Linked DNA regions of Homo sapiens: region 1 is linked to region 2. Evidence: chromatin contacts called from ENCODE Hi-C or POLR2A ChIA-PET data. All regions are on one chromosome and are shown on one strand. The core of a region is the stretch at or near the end of the contact, and the rest is flanking DNA. Distances in the headings are between cores, read along the strand shown.

The links. A loop is a pair of places that touch in the nucleus more often than their neighbours do. ChIA-PET counts read pairs that join two places held with the same protein, here RNA polymerase II (POLR2A). Pooled maps may share reads with other maps.
Region 1: a loop to region 2 is called in a map with no recorded cell type, with 4 times the contacts of the local background. The contact joins the enhancer-like site here to the promoter of NIPSNAP3B in region 2. A Hi-C loop is called at or near these places in 2 of 37 single-sample maps with no recorded cell type and 2 of 50 pooled maps. POLR2A ChIA-PET finds 5 or more read pairs at or near these places in 2 of 52 experiments (GM10248 and activated B cell).

The regions. Positions count from the first base shown.
Region 1 is chr9:105,315,373-105,320,267 of GRCh38, forward strand. The region is part of intron 3 of SLC44A1 (solute carrier family 44 member 1); the gene reads left to right. Among named protein-coding and RNA genes, the nearest start is that of SLC44A1, 73 kb to the left of the region's middle. Within about 2 kb of position 3,464, at least 4 of the 41 ENCODE cell types and tissues checked have a DNase peak (open chromatin) inside an H3K27ac peak, as active enhancers do.
Region 2 is chr9:104,762,844-104,767,872 of GRCh38, forward strand. It overlaps NIPSNAP3B (nipsnap homolog 3B), which reads left to right and starts at 1,286. Exons shown (of 6, transcript NM_018376.4): 1 at 1,286-1,457; 2 at 3,482-3,692. The coding sequence starts at 1,398. RefSeq lists silencers at 1,015-1,214, 1,412-1,601.

The sequences.
Region 1 (4,895 bases), core at 2,214-4,713, 550 kb after region 2:
TTAATAAACAGTGGTCTTATTTTAAGGAAACTCCATATTTGCAATATCTACACATATACAGAATAGGACTTTAGTGGCCACTGATCACCTTCTTTAAAGTCATAGTCCTGTATCTTTAGTGTCTCTGGTTCAGTCTACCCCGTGATCACATATTAACTTATGCAGAGGATTATTTAGGGGATTGTACCAATATGAAAACTGTGCTCACACTTTAAATGATTGCCAAACTTTCTGGGCCTATACTATACCACATAACCATCTATTTTAGGGAGAATATTATTCTTTAATTAGCATGTAAAACATGCCTCTTTTGAAGACTTTTTAAAGAGTTACTGAATCTTATCGACTGTGCATACCTGTTCCTGTTTGAAAAAGAACTAGAAAAATATAGATAAAATATGCTAAAATATTTGCATGGAAGATCCTCTTATCAGCTAAGCACTTGTACAGTGTTTCATTATGTGACTAGGACTTCTCTTCCTCGTGATGACTTAAATCATATTGCTGTTTACTGAGTGACTATCCTTCACCTTTTTTGAAAATTATGTTTATTATTTTATTTAGCCCTCAGCAAATATTTATGGAAAATCAGCTGTGTCCTACAGACCACTATTACGAATACTAAAATAACAAGCGACCTAAGTGGTTGAAAAAAGCGTTTGGTTAAATTCATTCATTCATTCATTTGTGAACTCTGTTTCCTGGCCATCTTCTTTGAGTTAGGCACTTGAGATTATAGTCTTGAGCAAAATAAACATACTTTTTTTTTTATCTCATGGGAATTACAGTTTTGTGGAGACAACAATAAAATCATCATACAATCACAAATTATTATAGCTATAGGAAGCGTTTTGAAGAGAGAGGTGTAAGGGTATGAGAGGTTATAATGGGAAGGCCATGAGAAAGGTTACAATGGGAGGTCCTGGCCCGGTCTTAGATACTGTGGAGTCAGTAAAAATGATGCTGTAGAAGTATGTCCATAGCATGCAATATATGCATAACATTATTAAGGGAAAAATGAATTGCAAACCAGTATGTACAGCATGATTTTATTTATAAATGTAAAAATATACATGTACATAGAAAAGTATAGAATGACATGAAAATGTCAACAGTGTGATTAGCTGTTGAATTATGGATGGTTTTAATTTTATACTTATCTCTTTTTTCCTAAGTTTTCTATAATCGATATATACATTACTTGGGTAATGGAAAAAAAGGATAAAAAGACATCTGTAGTCCCTGTGCTTGAAGACCTTGCATTCTAGTGGGGAAGACAAAATACATAGAGAAATTATGACAGTTCAGTGATGAAATGTCATGTAAAAGTGTTGTCTATTGAAAGCTGAGTGACTCCACTTTCCTGAGTTCCTAACAGCAGGCTGGTGGGGAGAGGAAAAGAAGGCAATTTGGTGATAGTACTGGAACCACCATTGTATTACTTTCCTAATGTTGCTGTAACAAATTACCATAAAGTAAGAAGCTTTAAACAATGAAGTTCTGTAAATCGGAAACTGAAGCAAATTCATTGCTTTTAACAACGAAGTTCTGTAAATCAGAAGTCTGTGCACAGCATGGCTTAGCTGGTTGCTGTGGGTTTTGAAGGCTGAAATCAAAGTGTTGACAGGGCTGTGATTTTTTTCTTGAGGTTCTAGGGAATGAATCCTCTTCCAAGCTCATTGAGGCTATTGACAGAATTCAGTTTCACATGGCTGTAGGACTGAGTTCCTATCTCCTTGCTGGCTATAAACTGAGAGTCAGTTTCAGCTTCTGGAGGTAACATATATTCTATAGCATATATTCTATGGCTCATGACTCCCATCCTCCAGCAAAATTGGGTCAGATTCTCAGTCTTGAATCTCTCTGACCTCCCCTTAGGGCAGCATCTTGGTTGCAGGTTGTACATATGAGTTGAAGACTCTCAGCCAGTGACAGGGTTTCAGGGACAGGGTAATTTTAGGCAGAGTTTTGGAGCCTCATTTAGGTATAAAGATGCTAACTAAATTTTCAGAAGGTAAGTTTATGGAGATGTCTTTGAAAATATTTTTTGTCATATTTTGGGGGTTCAAGGCAGGGCTTGCATTTTATCAGGGTAAAGTCAAGTAAAGTCGGCTGTGGAAGGATGGTACACATAATGGTGATTGGACGAAGAGGTGACTAGATGGTTATGAGGGTTTGGGGACTGAGAGGTGGCTCCAGGAGCCCATCTTCTAGTGAAGATGGAATTCTGATTAGAATACCAAGCTTGGTTCTCACTGTCTGAGGAATAGTGTGGTTGAGTCTACAGGTTGGAATTCTTGTTGGCCATCCTAAAGCCCAGAGAAGACTGGCACACACAGGAAGGTGCTCCTGACTCTATCTTGTACTCCTGACTCTATCTTGTGGAGTTGTAGAAGCTCAGAAGAAGAGAGGTATACATTTGTCCATTGGACTAATTCTTAAGTTTTACAGAGTATTCTCCCTACCTGTTGTCAAGGTATTCCTCAGAGCAGCCCAGTAGATCACCTACTTCTTCCCACACTTAGGGATACGTTTAAACAAATGGAGATGCTCTAAGCCTTTGATGAATTTGGCTTTGCTTTGAGGGAAAGCACTCCTCTCTCTGTCTCCTGTCAGTACTCTCTGATTCTAACTCTAACCTACTGTCACTCCCACTTTAGCATAAAGTGGAAAAGAGCAGCCTAGATAGATACCTCACATAAACTTGTATTTGAGAACTTATTTCCTCCCAAATTTACAAGCATTTGGAAATAGTAACATCTGTGACGTTCTAAATGAAAACTTATTGTATTATTTATACAGGTTTTTTTGTTTGTTTGTTTTTTGAGATGGAGTCTCGCCCTGTCACCCAGGCTGGAGTGCAATGGGCAAGATCTCAGCTCACTGCAACCTCCGCCTCCCGAGTTCAATAGATTCTCCTGCCTTAGCCTCCCAAGTAGCTGGGATCACAAGCACCTGCCACCACACCCAGCTAATTTTTGTATTTTTAGTAGAGATGGAGTTTCACCATGTTGGCCAGGCCAGTCTTGAACTCCTGACCTCAATGTTCCCCCCACCTCAGCCTCCCAAAGTGCTGGGATTATAGGCGTGAGCCACTACACCCGGCCTATACAGTTTTTTTCCTAAACTTTCATTCCCTCTCATGGAAAATATTAGAAGTTGTAAAGACGCTAACTAAATTTTCAGAAGGTAAATTTATGGAGATTTTTTTGTCATATTTTGTGACCATACTACTCTTAAGCCTAAATTTTTAAACTCTTTACAAAGGTAACATCTGTATTGCTAGTGCATTTCTGCCTTTAGGATAATACTTGCTGTGGAAAATACTGCGAGCAATTTGAAAGAGGAGATCCAGCTACGTACCTTAGAAAATGCGGGAGTTCAAAGTCAAAATGTTTTGCCAATTCTAAATAGGGAAGTGAAAACCTGTTTAACAGAATTAGATGACATGTATGCAGCTAGGCGGCAAGGAAGGGATGATTGGTTTTTCTCCGTGTTGTTTGACTAGGTGTATATGTTTGCCATGTCTAAGTTAAACAGCTGGTACAAATGCTCAATCTGAAGTCTCACTACTTGAGTTGGTTCTAGGTTACCTGACACCTGTGAAGATTTTTACAAGCTTTAGTCATTGTTCATGAGCTGATAGACAATGACCTTTGTAATATACTTCAGGTAATTATTAACTGCTTCAACTATGAGTTTGATGGCAATCAAGTGGGTTTGCCACCCACTTGTGTTTACCTGGGTGTCAGAGTTGAGGGCATCTAAGAAGTTAGAGGGCACACAGTCCACACACAACCACCCTTATATCTGACCCCAATTGCAAGATCAGGGGTCCATAAAACCACCTATTTCCTGGCAAATTATTTGCCAGGAAGACTTGCAGAACTCACTGAACGCTACTGTACTCATGGTTATGGTTTATTTTTAGGAAAGGATATAGAGTAAAATCAGCCAACAAAAGGAGTGCATGGGGCAGAGCTTCCATTGTTGTCTCCCTTGGGGAGAGTGGAGTACACGGAGTCCGAGCACAGTACTTTCTCAGTGTCAGTGTGTGACAATACACAGAGTATGGCTAACCAAAGAAGCTCACCTAAGCCTCAGTGTTCATAATTTTTGTTGGGACTCCATTATATGGCTGACTCAGGCTCCAGTCTCCAGCTCCTCTGGTCAATTTGATACCATGTGATCCCAAACTCTTAATCTAAACAACATTGTTGGTCTTTCTAGGGTGGTCGACGCCCACCCTAAATAGTATGTGGAGTGGTCTACCCCAACCCTAAAACACATTGTTAGACTTCTGTGACCCAAGAGCACCAAGTAAACAAAGACACTCCTATAAGGCTTAGAAATTAACTCCCAGAAGTGAAGGGCAAAGTCCAGATCTCTTTCTGAGTAAGGTTAAATTCTTACTACACACTGGGGCTCATTAAATTAAATTGGATTTTGTAAAGTCGATTTTCAGGAAGAAATTTAAAAATATTTCATTGTTATAGTTTTGTTGAGTTATAACTTACATATAGTAAAATTTACTCATTCAAGTGTAGTTTGAATTTGGTAACTATATGCAGTCATGCATCCTCCATCACAATCCATACTTCTTTTGCTCTTAGAAAATTACCTTGTGCCCCTTTGTAGTCAGTCCTTGCCCCCATTCTTGTCCCTAGACAACCACTGATCTGCTTTTCGTAGTATAGTTTTGTTTTTTCTAGAATGTCATATACAAATAATTATATATTATGTAGTATTTTGTGTCTACCTTTTAAAACATATAATAATGCTACTGAGATTCATGCATGTTGTTAAATACATCAGTGGTTAGTTCCTTTTAAATTACTGAGAAATATTCCATTGTGTGGCTATAACACAGTTTATCTGTTCACTAGGTTTTTTGC
Region 2 (5,029 bases), core at 36-2,535:
CTTCTGTGAGACCTAAATCCTCATCTGCCACAGAAGGAAGGCAACACATACTCTCCATAACTGAAAATGCAAGAAATAGCAGAAAATGACTATTATTTAAAAATACGGGCCAGGCGCAGTGGCTCGTGCCTGTAATCCCAGCACTTAGGGAGGCTGAGCCGAGAGGATCACCTGAGGTCAGGAGTTCAAGACCAGCCTGCCCAACATGGTGAAACGCCGTCTCTACTAAAAATAGAAAAATTAGCCAGGTGTCGTGGCGTGCGCCTGTAATTCCAGCTACTCAGGAGGCTGAGGCAGGAGAATCTCTTGAAACCGGGAGGCGGAGGTTGCAGTGAGCCAAGATCATGCCACTGCACCCCAGCCTGAGCGACAGAGCAAGACTCTGTCTCAAAAAAATAAAAAACATACGGAAACAGGTATTAGAAGAACAGCTTAAAATGTTGAAGGTGGTTAGTCTGGGGACCAGTACTCTGGGACTGGGAGGACTAGACCAGAGGTCGGCTGTTTTGCTCTTAAGGCTTACAGAACGATCTAGTTTCAAACTATCTATGTTTAACTTCGACTTTTTCCTATCAGGCTCGGTGCTGCTATTCCACTGAGCTCATGGAAAATTAAATCTTTATTAGGAGCCTTCCAAGATCACAGTGGGGTGGCAATGGGGACAGATAATGCAGAAAAGCGAAGGCTCACTGGTCTACAAATACACGTCTATCACAACCTGTAAAAGTTAACCCTGTCCCAGCCTGGCCAATATGGTGAAACTCCGTCTCTACTAAAAAATACAAAAATTAGCGGGGCGTGGTGGCGGGCGCCTGTAGTCCCAGCTACTGGGGAGGCTGAAGCAGGAGAATGGCGTGAACCCGGGAGGCGGAGCTTGCAGTGAGGCGACATCGCGCCAGTGCACTCCAGCCTGGGCGACAGAGCAAGACTACGTCTCAAACAAAGAAACAAGTTAACCCTGTCAACATCTCGACTTTAAATGCAAAGCACTGCACATGCACACGCTGAACACCTCCCCTTCCTTCTCCAGGGGCAACACAAGCACAACCGCCGCACATTTACGAATCTACACAACTGCGCATCGGAGCGAATGAGGTCAGGGCCCAGAAAGGTGGGGCAGGAACGATCCCAGCCTTCAGCTAATTCTGTCACCTCTAACGTCTGGGGCAAGAACGTTTCAGGAAACCAAGGGGGACCGAGGCTCAGCGCCGAAGAGAAAGACGCCAACTGCGGGACCTGTCGCGCCTCCCGCGCCGGGGTGGAGCTGACCCCGCCGAGTCCCGCCCCTGCCTGAGTTCGCCAGTGGTCCAGGAGCCGCTTTTTTCCACTCGGGAAGACTTCAGAGAAGTCTCACAAAGGACTCGGCTGGCTGCTTTTCTCAGTGCCGAAGCCGCGCCATGCTCGTTCTCAGAAGCGGCCTGACCAAGGCGCTTGCCTCACGGACGCTCGCGCCTCAGGTACTGGCCGCGGGGGCGCGCCCGAGCCCTGGCCGGAGGGGAGGGGAGGGGCGGGGGGTATTTCTGAAGCGTGCGAGCCACGCTCAGGCGCTCCCAGACCTGGGGCCCCGCGCCGCCGCCGAAGTTCTAACGCGGTCTCTGGAGCCGTCTGGCGCGCAAGGAGGAGGCTACAGGCCGGGGTCGTCTCGCTGGCAGTCGCTGTCAGAGGGGTTTTCTAACTGGATGCCAGTGTTTTTGTGATTTTTGTTTTTGTTTTTGAGACGGAGTCTCGCTCTGTCGCCCAGGCTGGAGTGCAGTGGCGTAGTCTCGGCTCAGTGCAACCTCCGCCTCCCGGGTTCAAGCGATTCTCCTGCCTCATCCTCCGGAGTAGGTGGAATTACAGGCGCCAGCCACCACGCCCGGCTAATTTTTTTTGTGTTTACTATTTAGTAGAGTCGGGGGTTTCACCATGTTGGTCAGGCTGGTCTCGAACTCCTGACCTCGTGATCCGCCCACCTTGGCCTCCCAAAGTGCTGGATTGCAGGCATGAGCCACTGTGCCCAGCCTGATGCCAGCTGTTTCTAGCCTAAATGCCACAACTCCCGGGACACCCCCGTGGCGCCAGCTGTTGCGTTTTTTTAGGATAACATCTCCAGATACAAATCTCCGAAAATCAACTTTAAAAGCAGTTATTAGAAATACCTCATTGGCCCATTTTCCGAGATAATAATATTTTTAAACTGTAGATACTAAGCAGTTTTTTATTTTCAGAATTTGATTAAACTGACCCAAAAAGAATGGCCATCAAAAGAAAGGATAGTTGCAGGTATTTTTTGGTATGAAGAAGGGTTTTCTAAGAAAACTAAGACACTTGGGCAATAAGGGCATAACTCATACTGGAGATGAATGAACTCAAGATAGACAATTATAATTAAGACGTTATGCACACAAACTACATAGACATTTGCATGTTGTAACCAAAAATATGTCAGTGAAAGATGCCTACTGAAACTGTTGCGATAGATTATTCTGGGTAGTGAGCCTCAGGAAATTGTCACATGCTAACCATGCCTAAATGAATGGATTTGTAAACTAGAATGCCACGGGAGTGGTCTGTGTATACACGTGTGTTTACATAAATATTTGCATGTACGTACATACAGACAGACTGGATAATTTCTGACAGGGCATTTGCTACTGAACATTAAGCTCACTCAGGCTCAGAGGGCCAGATTAGGACAGAAAATTTACCCATTGGGCATATGACTATTACAAAGGGTGGTTCTTAAAGGATAGTTCCATAAACTTGGTATAATTGAGTGCACTAAATGTACATACTTCTTGATATTGCATCTGTAATTAGAAACAATGATGGAGACAATTCTCATTTGTTGAGTTTTTTTCCTTTTCAGCCTTTATGCAGTATACACCCATAGTACAATGCAATTGGATAAGTTATAGCTTCCTTTTATATTAGTTACATTCCAGTCCTGTTTTTGACCGGTAGTCTTCATCAGTAGATTCAGGAAATACTTTGACCTGAATAGCCCTTCCTGTTTTTTTAGGAACCTTTTAAAAACAAGAGTTTTTTGTTAGTAAACGTATTTTTGGGCCTGCCAAAAGGCATGTGTACTTAATAAATTTTTTTCAATGTGTGGAACTAATACATATGGTATTGAGTAAGATGGAATATTGGCTAAACAGGGGAAAACCCTTTGTAAATTAAAGAGACTAAGTCTTAAATGTAGTTCTTCGGTAAAGGAGTATCATTATGATCCCACAGCCTTCTTGTGAGCAAATTCTCGTGAAAAAATGGCTAGAGGTAGACCCCTGCTAGGAAACAGTTGCTATATATTCATCAGAATTAAGAGTAGTTATCTTTATTGACATCTCTATGTAAACAAGTGTATATGGAGAATTGACAACAAAAGTAAACAATGGATAATGAGTCTATGTGTGTTCCTTGTACCAGACTCAGATTTGGTTGTAACCAAATCTGTAATTGTACCTTCCCAAGATATTTACATTTGTCTTACCTCCTTCAGGTGTGTTCATCTTTTGCTACGGGCCCTAGACAATACGATGGAACGTTCTATGAATTTCGTACTTATTACCTTAAACCTTCAAATATGAATGCGTTCATGGAAAATCTTAAGAAAAACATTCATCTTCGGACCTCTTACTCTGAATTGGTTGGATTCTGGAGTGTAGAATTTGGAGGCAGAACGAATAAAGTGTTTCATATTTGGAAGTATGGTAAAGAGTCATCCAGTTTTAGTATTCAGTATAGATTTTCATTCTGTTAAATGTAACATAAGACTTAGTTCTTGGATCTATATTACCATAGATACATACAGGTTAAGTAAGACTTTTTAAAAGCAATACCAAAAAAATAAATTTAGCAGATCTTCTTCCCAGTGGTACACCTCTAACCACCCCTTGCTTGAACTCTTATGTTATCATAAATGAGAAAACATGCAGTCTCATATATCAAACCATAAAATTGTGAATTAGACTTTAATCCTCAGAAAAATGTTAGAATCGTTTGCTATAAAGATAGCTCATGAAAAATTTAAAGCAGTAATTGTAAATGTTCAAGTGGGTTAAGATCACCGTTGGGCCTGCCAAAAGACATGTATATTTAATAAAAATGTTTTAAATGTGTAACTAATGTATATGGTATTGACGAAGATGGAATACTGGCTAAATAAGGGAGAAAGCTTTGTAAATTTATGAGACTCCTAATTGCAGTTCTTGGGTAAAGGAGTGTCATTAGGATAAGATAATTTTTTTTTTCTTATTATTGTTACAGCTAGGGCTGGATATCAGCATTTTTGCAGAAATAATTCACCCATTTGGGAGCTTTATAAAAATGGAGGTTTTTAAAGGATGATAGTTAACTTTTAAGCGTCACCCAACTCTGAGATTTAATAATTCTGTTATGTTTAGAGACCACTTCTTTTTTCATTTCTGTACCCCAGAGTTTCAAGGAATTCTTTCATACTACCCTAGGGAGGTAAGGAAAAGGAATGAGAGACAGTCCTTCCCATATTGAAGCTGACCTACCCCTGGTTTAGTAGAGGAAAGAGAACAAGTAACAAGAATCCCCAGAATGTTTGTTACTTCCATGTCTGTTCTTAACAGTCCACATCAGGACTTGAGGATACCTAAAGAACTTTTAATAATTTCATTTACTGTTTAGTGATCAGTGTCCAAAGTTAATAGTCATAAAGTAATTTAATATGAAAAGTGTTCATTCTATGCTTGACGTAACTCTTTAGTTTTTCCCTGTTATAATAAAACAGACCCTATTAAAACATAATTTATGCTTTAGATAAACCACAAGTTGAAACATGTCCCATTGAAAAAACTGCTAATAAAGTGTTTATAATTCATTTATATGCTTTAGATAAACCACATATATAATCCACTTATGTGCGTTAGGTGAGCCACAAGTTTAATTGTGTCCCATTAAACTGCTCGTAAAGTCTTTACAATTCACTTGTAAGATAGGTGTTATTCCTTATCCTCAGCATAAATCATATAATTCATTTACTATTAGTCTTAGGAGGCCCTAAAAGTAAATATACTAT